Regions from separate parts of the Homo sapiens genome. Here region 2 is linked to region 1. The links are chromatin loops, found by intact Hi-C in ENCODE. Cell type or tissue: right lobe of liver. All regions are shown on one strand.

What was found. Hi-C counts contacts between places; a loop is a spot of excess contacts. Peaks named below come from ENCODE experiments on the same cell type or tissue, not always from the same donor. Only the 100,000 strongest peaks of a DNase experiment are listed, where the experiment ranks them.
Region 2: it touches region 1 in a loop (5-fold over the local background); 4 of 110 quality-filtered maps call a loop at or near these places.

What each region holds. Positions count from the first base shown.
Region 1 is chr2:28,399,757-28,404,756 of GRCh38, forward strand. It overlaps FOSL2 (FOS like 2, AP-1 transcription factor subunit), which reads left to right. Exons shown (of 4, transcript NM_005253.4): 2 at 4,351-4,602. Among named protein-coding and RNA genes, the nearest start is that of FOSL2-AS1, 7.6 kb to the left of the region's middle. In right lobe of liver, no CTCF peak of the experiment used is centred here; no DNase peak of the experiment used is centred here; H3K27ac peaks cover 862 bases.
Region 2 is chr2:28,131,775-28,136,774 of GRCh38, forward strand. All of the region lies in intron 7 of BABAM2 (BRISC and BRCA1 A complex member 2), which reads left to right. Among named protein-coding and RNA genes, the nearest start is that of MIR4263, 140 kb to the left of the region's middle. RefSeq lists a silencer at 3,615-3,815. In right lobe of liver, no CTCF peak of the experiment used is centred here; a DNase peak (open chromatin) is centred at 2,697; H3K27ac peaks cover 1,788 bases.

The DNA.
Region 1 (5,000 bases):
GATGAGAATGAACCTCTGGGACAGGGGTTGGCAAACTATGTCCTGAGTATTTTTCTAAATAAAATACAGTGGCACAGTCCTGCCTATTTGTTTACATGTTATCTAGGGCTGCTTTCGCACTGCAGTGGCAGAATTGAGGTGCAGCCAAGACCGTATAGCCCACCAAGCCTAAAATATTTGCTGTCTGACCCTTCACAGCAAAAGTTTGCTAAACTCTGCTCTAGGAGGTGGATGGGGACCACTATATCCTTTTATAGGCATTCTTGCCCACCCCGCAGTTGACAGGGTGACACAGTGAAATATTTGGAGGCTTTGCCAGGCTGGAATGCTACATAGGCATCCAGCATCTTCAAAGTGTCCTTGAGGAGGACATGTTGGCTACAGAGCCCCAGGCAGCCGAGTGAGGTTTTGGGTTACCTCTCCTGATCCCATCACTCCCAGCACACTCCTGGCATGCATGCAGCAGGTTTGAAACTGCCCTGTAGCCCCCAGCTGAGCAGCTCTATCTTGGTTTGTGTTTAGTGTTAACTCGTCCGTAGAGAACCACGATTTATCTCCAGTGTGACATGTGGCTGATTCTCGGGTCTATTGGCATAGAAGAATGCTAGGCTAACTTCTGGGACCACAAACTCCTAACTTCACCTCTTCTCTCCTACCCCAGTGTCTGAATAACACGTTTCTGAATAACACGTTTCTGAATAACATGCTGGGAGTTGAGACAAGACCCATCTGCCAGATCTAATTGAAACTTTTGTGTGTCTCCAAGAGAAGCTCCTCTTGGAGACAAAAGCCTTCTTTATCAGAGCCCCGGGCCCCTCTGGGGATGGGACATTGTTTTCCTTGCAGTTTAGAGCCAGTGTATTATCCAGATGGCTTTGCCTCCTGTCTGAAACAAGGTGTACATGCGTTTCAGAGGCAGTCATTACCTCCTGGCTGGTTTTTATTGCTGTCTTGTTTTGTCTAGACCAAGCCATTGCTGCGAGGAATCTGGCTGATGTATACCGGGGAGCACACACCACGGACCTGCCCTCCAGAGCGGGTGGACTAGAGGGCCTCAGAGGGGCTAATAGGCATCCACTTATTCTGAAGGGGTCTTTGTCCCTCAGCTTTGCTTCAGATTTTCTGCTGGGTTCCCCAAGCCTAAAACGGGAGCACTTTTATTTGTTGGAATGAGGAGTGACTTTCTTAGGTGCTTTCCTAAAAGGAAAGCTGACAGCTTCCCCATGGAGGAGGGAGTCATATCAAACCATTGTGCTGAATGCCTCAGGTGCATTTCAAACCCAGAACCTGGCTTGGGGAGAGAAATGGAATTTAAAAGTTGGGTGCTTCCCAGGAGTGGGTAGCTGGCACTTCTCCCCAGAGCCTCCTGGGCAGAGTACACAGGCACATCTAATGATGATGGTGGTGGTGATGGTGACCTTCCATTGGTTTGGAGCAATGTTTCTCAACCCTGGCTGCACAACAGACTCTCCTTGGGGGTTTAAAAAAAAAAAAAAAGCTTATCAGAGCCCTGCCCCAAACCAATTATTTTAGAGGTCTAATGGCGAGGCTCTGACATTAGTGTGTTTTTTACAAGCTCCTTGGAATATTCTAATGTGTAGCCAGGGTTGAGAACCACTGGCGTGCTTTTATAGCCTGTGATTACAAGTAGCTACTCATTTAATCCTCATGGCAGTGCAGTGAGTTTGATGAGTATTCCCCTTTACATCCATGGAATTGAGTCCTTGAGCCCAGGGCAAGGCACTCAGTGGCTAAGCCAGGCCTCAACCCCATGCCTCCTGACCCCGAGTGCAGTGTTGACTCCCCGCCCCTCCCATCCAGCAGCTCAGGAAAAAAATAGCTGTCTGGGACTTGGTGCTTCTACACACACTCAGCCATGCCTGCTGTTCTCACGACTCTGCCTACTCACAGCCCAGCCCCAATTGGCCATTTTTCCTCCTTGAAGATCATTTCCCACTTGGATGCTTTCCTGTTCACTGCACTCTTCCCTCCTTCATATGCACACACCTGCTGCTTTTCAGTCAGCGCCTGATAAAAAGCCCACTTTTCTTTGCCTTCAGAAATGCAACTCAGAATCTATCACCCTGGGCAGCTCTCTTCACGGGATCCCAGAATCCATTGTACTGGGTAACTTTCCTCCAGTATCCCAGAACCCATTGCTCTAGGCAGCTCTCCTCCTGAATCTCAGAATGATGCATTGCACCGGATAACTTTTCTCCAGAATGCCAGAAACCATTGTTCTGTGCAACTCTCCTCTTGAATCTCAGAATGCATTGTACTGGGTAACTTTCCTCCAGAATCCCAGAACCCATTGCTCTGTGCAGCTCTCCTCCCGAATCCCAGAATGCATTGTGCTGGGTAACTTTCCTCCAGAATCCCAGAACCCATTGCTCTAGGTGGCTCTCCTCCCGAATCCCAGAATGCATTGCAATGGGTAACTTTCCTCCAGAATCCTAGAACCAATTGCTTTAGGCAGCTCTCCTCCCAAACCCCAGAATCCATTGCACTGGGTAACTTTCCTCCAGAATCCCAGAATCCATTGTGCTGGGCAGCTCTCTTCACTGAAGCCCTTGGCCTGGGCCCCCGAGGTGGTCTGGTTGATGAGGCAGCCGTTCCAACATGCAGACTAGGGTCAGGCAGATAGCAGGGAATTGAGCAAGAAGGGGTCCCCAGCTCTGTCAGCTGTAGTGAGGTACTCTATGTGTTATTTACACAGCAGGAACCCTGATGTTGTGACAAGGCAAAGACAATGGTGGTGCCAGCTTCCATTGCTGCGAATGCTTCTATCCTAGTTGGTCTGATTGGACCAGCATAGGGAGGGTTCTACAGCATCCATGCTAATGATAGTGGGGTTCCATTCGGGGCCAGACAGACCTGTGGTACCTTCTTTGTGAGAGGGGAGGTCTATAGGGGATGACCTGACACTCTGTCTGAGGGCAGTGGGGGTGGATAACCAGCACTTAGGGCTGGATTTTGAGGAAGAAAGCAATGGAAAAGGAGCTTGTATACCACTGTGTTCAGGGGCTCTGGCCTCTTTGTCAGGCTGGACTGGGTTTGAATCCTGACCCCGCTGCTTATTAGCAATGTGGCCTTGAATAAGTTACTTAATCTCACTAAGCCTAAATTTCTGTCCCTAAAATGGAGCTAATGGTCGTTCTTCACTCAGAGAGAGAATTAGTGAGATAATCTAGGTAAGCCATGGTGTCTGACATTTAGTAAGTGCCCAGGAAGTGTTGTTAGCTATTGTCTTCATCTCACCCAGTTTTTAAGTGGGGAAGAAACTACTTGGAGAAGCTTTATGTGGACACAGGAGTCATCTGAAGATGAAGGTTCACCTGGGTTCCATTAGGGGGACTTGCCTCTGAAAAGCTGGAAGTAGGGGGCTCTTCTCTCCTTCCCGCTTCTTGCAGTTTCCAGTAGCTGCCTTGGAGAAAGGTCAGGACCAGCTGCTAAGGAGCACAGCCCATTTTAGTTTCTATACTCTGTCATCATCTTATATTTTAAATAGAATGCTTCCTGCAGCATGTTCCAGAGAGCTCTGCAACGTGGTCTGGGCATAAATTAAGAAGCGGGGAGAAAACTGCACTAGCAGCACCAGAGTTTCCCACAGAAACATCTGTGAACATAGATCAATGCCTATGTAGCTGGGTAGAGAGACACACTCAGCCAGTCTGCCCCAAGCAAGATGCTGATGATGGGAAGGGAGGAGGGACAAGGACAGCAAGGGATGTCTGGCTGCAAATGCCGCTACTTGTTAGTCTCCTGGGTTAGAGGACATCTTTTCACGGACCTGGCTGTGCCCTGATGGAGTCATAGCTCTGTCCTGAACCTCTTTGGAAAGTGACAAAGGCAGACACAGTATGCTCCCTTGGTGATCTTTGTTGGTCCAAGGCTACTGGTGTGCAAATCCCTTCAAGGTGTCCTGAGCTGGTACCCTGAGAAACAGTTGGCAGGCGACTCAGAGGCTTAAAAACCCAGGTGCCACATCCTGCAGATGTGTATCCTGGAGAGCTGCCAAGAGGGCCTGCCGAGTGTGAGTGCTGGGGACCACGTCTATCTTGGAAGTCATTTGGAATAGGACAGTATCCTCACTGAGCCACCTGGGGATGGAGTTCTCAGGACCCCAGTCAGGGAGCAGATCCGACGTGAAGCCCCAGGCATAATTAAGATTCCCCCCTTGATTCTTGGATGCACAGGACTTGTCCAGGCCCACCTGGGGTCCTGACCTTGCCCTTCGAACACTGACTGTGCTCTGTGCTGGTTTTTGCCTCAGCTCTGTTCAATTATTATTAACTATCCTGTTCAGCTTAGTATTTATTGGCTCATTTGTATTTTTTTTCCTCATTTCAGAAATTCCGGGTAGATATGCCTGGCTCAGGCAGTGCATTCATCCCCACCATCAACGCCATCACGACCAGCCAGGACCTGCAGTGGATGGTGCAGCCCACAGTGATCACCTCCATGTCCAACCCATACCCTCGCTCGCACCCCTACAGCCCCCTGCCGGGCCTGGCCTCTGTCCCTGGACACATGGCCCTCCCAAGACCTGGCGTGATCAAGACCATTGGCACCACCGTGGGCCGCAGGAGGAGAGATGAGCAGGTACAGCTCAGACCAGTGGGAAGGAGCCACGTCAGTGGCTTTCAGAGCCCCAGAAACACAGAACGGGTTTCTGCAGACTGGGAGGGTTAATGTTCTGAGAGCAGGGGAGACAAGGGAGCTAGGGGTCGAAGAGCACGTCATCCCCCTTACTGGAGGCCGAGCTGGAGAGCCAAGACTCAGGCTGGCTCTGTCATCTCGCTTATGTCCCTTAGAATCTCTGAGTCTCACTTTCCTCAGCCACAAAATGGGGATCATGGTCCCTGCAAGCCAGGACTTGGCTACAGATGGGAAGGACCATTACGACCTGCCCACAGCAGGATCCTTCTCTGATCCTTGGCAAAAGGGCCATGGGACAAGCAGCCAATGAACCCTGGCTGTGAGCTTTTTAGGATTATCCC
Region 2 (5,000 bases), 270 kb before region 1:
AGGGAGCAAGTACCAGTTCTAGCGTAGCCACTCATTGTGTAACTAATGAGTTAAATTACAAAGGTGCTTTGGTGATGAGCAAAGAGTTAATGAAACAATCGCAAGATGTGGGCAATATGAATATATTAGTTAAGCTGCAGGCAATAATTTGCCAGCTCAGAAAAACATTTGTTCCAGCAGCTAGGTTGTTTTTCTTGGAAGTTACTACACCTAATTTGCAAATAAACTTGCTAATGAAATAGTCTCACTCTAAAAATCTAACGTGTGGGAAATGATTAGGGAAGGGTATATTTTAAAAGTCATTTTTCCAATCTCCAAAGTCCAGCTCTCTCATGTCCTTCCTCCCTTTTTTTTCTTTCTTCTTCTTCTTTTTTTTTTTTTTGAGACGGAATCTCGTTCCGTCCCCCAGGCTGGAGTGCAGTGGCACCATCTCCGCTCACTGCAAGCTCCGCCTCCCGGGTTCACGCCATTCTCCTGCCTCAGCCTCCCGAGTAGCTGGGACTACAGGCGCCCGCCACCACGCCCGGCTAATTTTTTGTATTTTTAGTAGAGACGGGGTTTCACCATGTTAGCCAGGATGGTCTCAAACTCCTGACCTCGTGATCCACCCACCTCGGCCTCCCAAAGTGCTGAGATTACAGGCGTGAGCCACCACGCCTGGCCTCTTCTTCTTTCTTACGTTAAGAGCTCTCCACAGCATACCCTTTTAGATCATTTTTCGGTTGCTTCCCCTCATATACTGTTTCCTTCAGCCAGACCTGAGCACTTGAAGTTTTCTTACATTGCCAGCACTCTCTTGCCTCTGTGCTTTTGCTAAAGCTGCTCCTTCCATGTACAAGGCCCTTCTCTAACCCCTCTTCCTGTTGAAATACTATACTTTTTCTAAGGCCTTATTCAAATACCATCTCTACCAACCATTTTCCCTGAGGACAATTAGTCTAGCCTTCCCCAGAGCTCTTTGTAACACTGAATTTATATTAATCTTATAATCTATATTTATATTATAATCTACCCATCATAGCTTTAATTGGTGATAAGGATTTTTAAAAATCTTTTGCTGAATTGCAAGCTACTTATTGAGTTGAGGAACAAGTCTTTTTTTTAATGCCGTGCATAAATGCAATACACAGTTATCAATTGCCTAATTGGCAGTCTTCTAGGTGAATAAGTAGTTCTCACCAAAATATTGGAAAATGCCTCACTGAAAGGTCTTATACTTTTCCTGGTTGCTACAAATTCACTTGGTAGAACTACGTTTATAATACCAAAACAAACTACCAAACATTCTTATATCTTTAAGTAGAAGTTTTCAAAATGAGGTTTTAGAGAAAGATTAACATAAAAGAAGTAAACTTGGGGTATGACTTCTATAAGGGCTTAGATATTTGCTAAAGTTATTAATACTTGTGGTTAATTCTTCCAGAGTTCAGAGCATAGAACAGACATGCCATTTCAAGAAGGCTGTAGTCATGGGATAGGTTTTGAGAACTGACTGTGCTAAGCTCTCATTTATTTTCTGTGTTTTATACTATCTTGTCAACTTTGAGCTATCCAAGCATTGATTATCGATTCAGACTTGGAGAGTTCTTTCAGGAGTCATGGGAAAAGCATCCCATGTGGACCCGCCCAAAGCCAACGTCAAACTCTTGCCCTAGCTGAGGCTTGTACTCCTTTTGGTTTCTGCTATGGCTCTTTCTAGGAAGTCCCAAGCCCCATGCAGTGCATTTGACAGGGAGAGGCTCAGGAGAGACCAATAGCCCCATCCACACTGGGTAAAAATTACCAAGAGAAGGCTTGCATTCCCACCATCTCCTCCATGGGCATAGAGAGATATCGTGGGCCTGGGAGGAACCCCATTCCAGTCTGACTGTTCCTCTGTCCCAGCTTGTCCATGCAGGAGGCAAAGATATTATACTCACGTTAACTACTCCCAGCAATTGGAAAAGAAAAGGGCTACTTTTGGGTCTTGTCATCATATGTAGGAAAAAATATTGATTTGTTGTACCCTAAAAAGACTACAAATTAGACAATCCTGACAAAAGAGAACATCAGTCAGATTCATTGGTAGAAGACTCTGAGATGTGTTCTAATTTGATGAAGCTCTGAAATGTGATCCCACTTCTGAAGTCTGTTTGCCCAGGGTCGTGGAATAGTTGTCTGGTGTCCCTGGCAGCCCTGCCGCACGTGGCTGCACGCCCTTACGATGCTTAGATGCATATTGTTTACCGGTCTCCCACTGCGCATTTCTATGACTTGCAGAGTAAATGCTTCTGAGAAGAACTTTGTGTTCTTGCACAAGGGACATTTATGAAATAAACATATTTCTGGCCCTATACATTTGTCTTCCAAGGAACCAAAACCAATCCGTTGAATTAGACACGAGTAAGTTCTGTTAATTAAAAAAAAAAAAAAGTCAATGGTGAGTTATGCAAAAAAAAAAAAAAAAAGCTAGTAGTCAATGATGCAAATTAGATTTTGGTTGAATATTAGAAAAGGGGAAAAAATAGTTTCTAAACCAGTTGCTTTTTTTTCCCCTGGCAGAAAAGCTGTGAGTTTTAAGGTTACATCATCAGAGCTGGCGTGAAACATGCTCTACCTTTCCCTCTTCCCCAGACTGTTGGCAGTTGTTGTAGTGAACCCAAAGGTTAAATGGGCATGAGAGTCTGCATAGCACTCTTCCACGAAAGGTGTGGGCCCTTTTCTTGGCTTGAGCCACTTTGTGGGAGTGGTTTAAAGACAACCAGCTTCCTCATTCCCTGTGCTGTTCCCACTCTGTGCATAAAAAGAGGACTTCAGCCCTGAGGCAGACCAGGTGGCATCTTTCACAAGTACAGAATTTGTTTTTAGAACTTTTTGTTAAGTTACATCTGCCTTGGAAATGAGTACTCAAAACTTCCCAGCCCACGAACGCTCACTATTATTGAGGCCTGTGTACCTGCAATATGCATGTTTGTTCTTTCAGGCAACAGAAACCCAATGAGAATCAACCACATGTGAGGCCCTTTGCTAGGTGCTTCAGAGGCTGTCAGCATAAATGAAATGTGGCTCATCTCCTTAATTTCCTCAAAGTAAGAGGGATCAGAACAAATATGGCAAGTTGTGACTTGTGGATTAATAGAAAAGGCATATTAATACATGGCATCAGAAGCCCCCTGTTCCTTCACTTATTGGCTGGCAATCTTGGCTTAAGTTAACGTTTTTGAGCTTCATTTCATCTTCTGTGAAGAGGAATAAATCTAAGTTTCAGTTTCATCTACTCCAAGTGGGGAGGTAGATGAGAAAGGCCCTACTGTAGTGCTTGGCCCATGGTTGATGCTTAGTTAGTGCTCCTTGAGAAAATACTTATTAAGTGCTATAAGAGTTCAAGAGAGTGGGAGATCACATTTCCATTTGACTTGGTGGAGAAGGAGCTTTGGAAGATTATGGAAAGCCTGGCTTTTCTAGAGATTAAATATGCAATACTGTAACAATAACAGATATGTATTTGTTCAGTACTTTAAAATATTCAAACTGCTTTTCACTTTACCATCCCATCTGATCCTCATGATAGTATGTCTATCATGTGTTTTATAATATAGCTTTTTTCTTCCATAACTTGGAGTTTTTAGATCCTTCCTTGTCTCCTTCACTGCTACTCCTTCCTTTTTTCAACCCATTAAATTATGCTAAATTGTGCTTCCTGTGATAACATCCCTAGACACTTTTGTGGCATTGCCTGTTTGTGGATGACACCCAGATCCCCATTTCTAATCTCAGCATTTCTCCCTGCTTACAGATCTGCTTCTCTAACCACTAGATAGACATGTCTATCTGTGTGTTCAGTTGACACCTCAAATTTAAAGGGCCTGAAACTAAACTCATCATTCCCCCAATAAGCTAATGTTTCTTCTTTACAGCCTGTTTTTATTCATGACACTCTTGTCTTCTTGGTGCCCAGGTGGTACATCTTAAAGGCATTGACCATACCTCATGCCCCTATTAGCCAGCCAGTTGTTTTGGACTAAAAACCCACTCTCCACAATGTCTCTGAGTCTTGTCATGCCTACTATCATTACCTAGTTCAGTCTTCCAGTTGCCATGGGTCCTGAGGGGCTCTTAACTTCTAGTTCCTTCCTATTTCAGTTTATCCATGTGGAACTGTCACTGTCCTTTGAAGTAAATTCCAGTCCTGTAATGTCCTTGCTGAGAAGCTTCAATGCCTCTCTGTTGCCAAGCGAAGTAAATGCACAGCTCTCCATCTGGCATTCAGATTCCGTGTTACAGTCCTGTTCACTTTTCCACCCTAGGCTGGACTCTACGTGTATCCTGTTGTCCAGCCAAGCAGAATTTTGTGATTTCCCGAACACATCTTGTATTTTTTTCACTTCCATACCTTGCTCAGGCTGCTCCTTAGACCAGAACATTGAGTTTATTTACCTCCCCCACAGGGTCCGTTAAAGTCCTGCCCATGTTCTTAGATCTTCTCAATCATCACCTCCTCCATGGAACATTTCCTGACCGCCACTGCCTGCCTCCACAATGGCACCACACTTTTTCCCTGTGTTTATGCCTCCTTTGTCATATTGCCTCCCTGGACTCTAAACTCTTTAAGGCCTGGGCCTCTTTTCCATCAGTTGAGGGCTGGTGAGCCACAGCCCCTCTGGCCAGGCTGGCCCTAGCCAGGCCCCTGCCCAAGCTCAACCACAGTCTCCATTGACAGGTCTGGCTGGAGAGGCAGAAAGCTGTGACACTATGTGCATGTTAAGGCGGTGGGCTTTCACAGTCATTTCTTATTGCTGTGCCTTGTGGCTAGCCAGGAGGATACTTTCCTTTATGGTCGCCTGTTCATGTTTCTGAGAGGTGGAGCCCTGTTTCATAAGAGCGGTTTATCAACTGAATCCTGGAGGTGGAATATGACTTTGATCTTCTGTGACCTATGTGACCTAATATAGTCCTGTTGGCGTCTCCAGCCTCCCCTCCCCTGCCTTTACCCCACAGCGTGCCTGGCAGCAAACATGGTC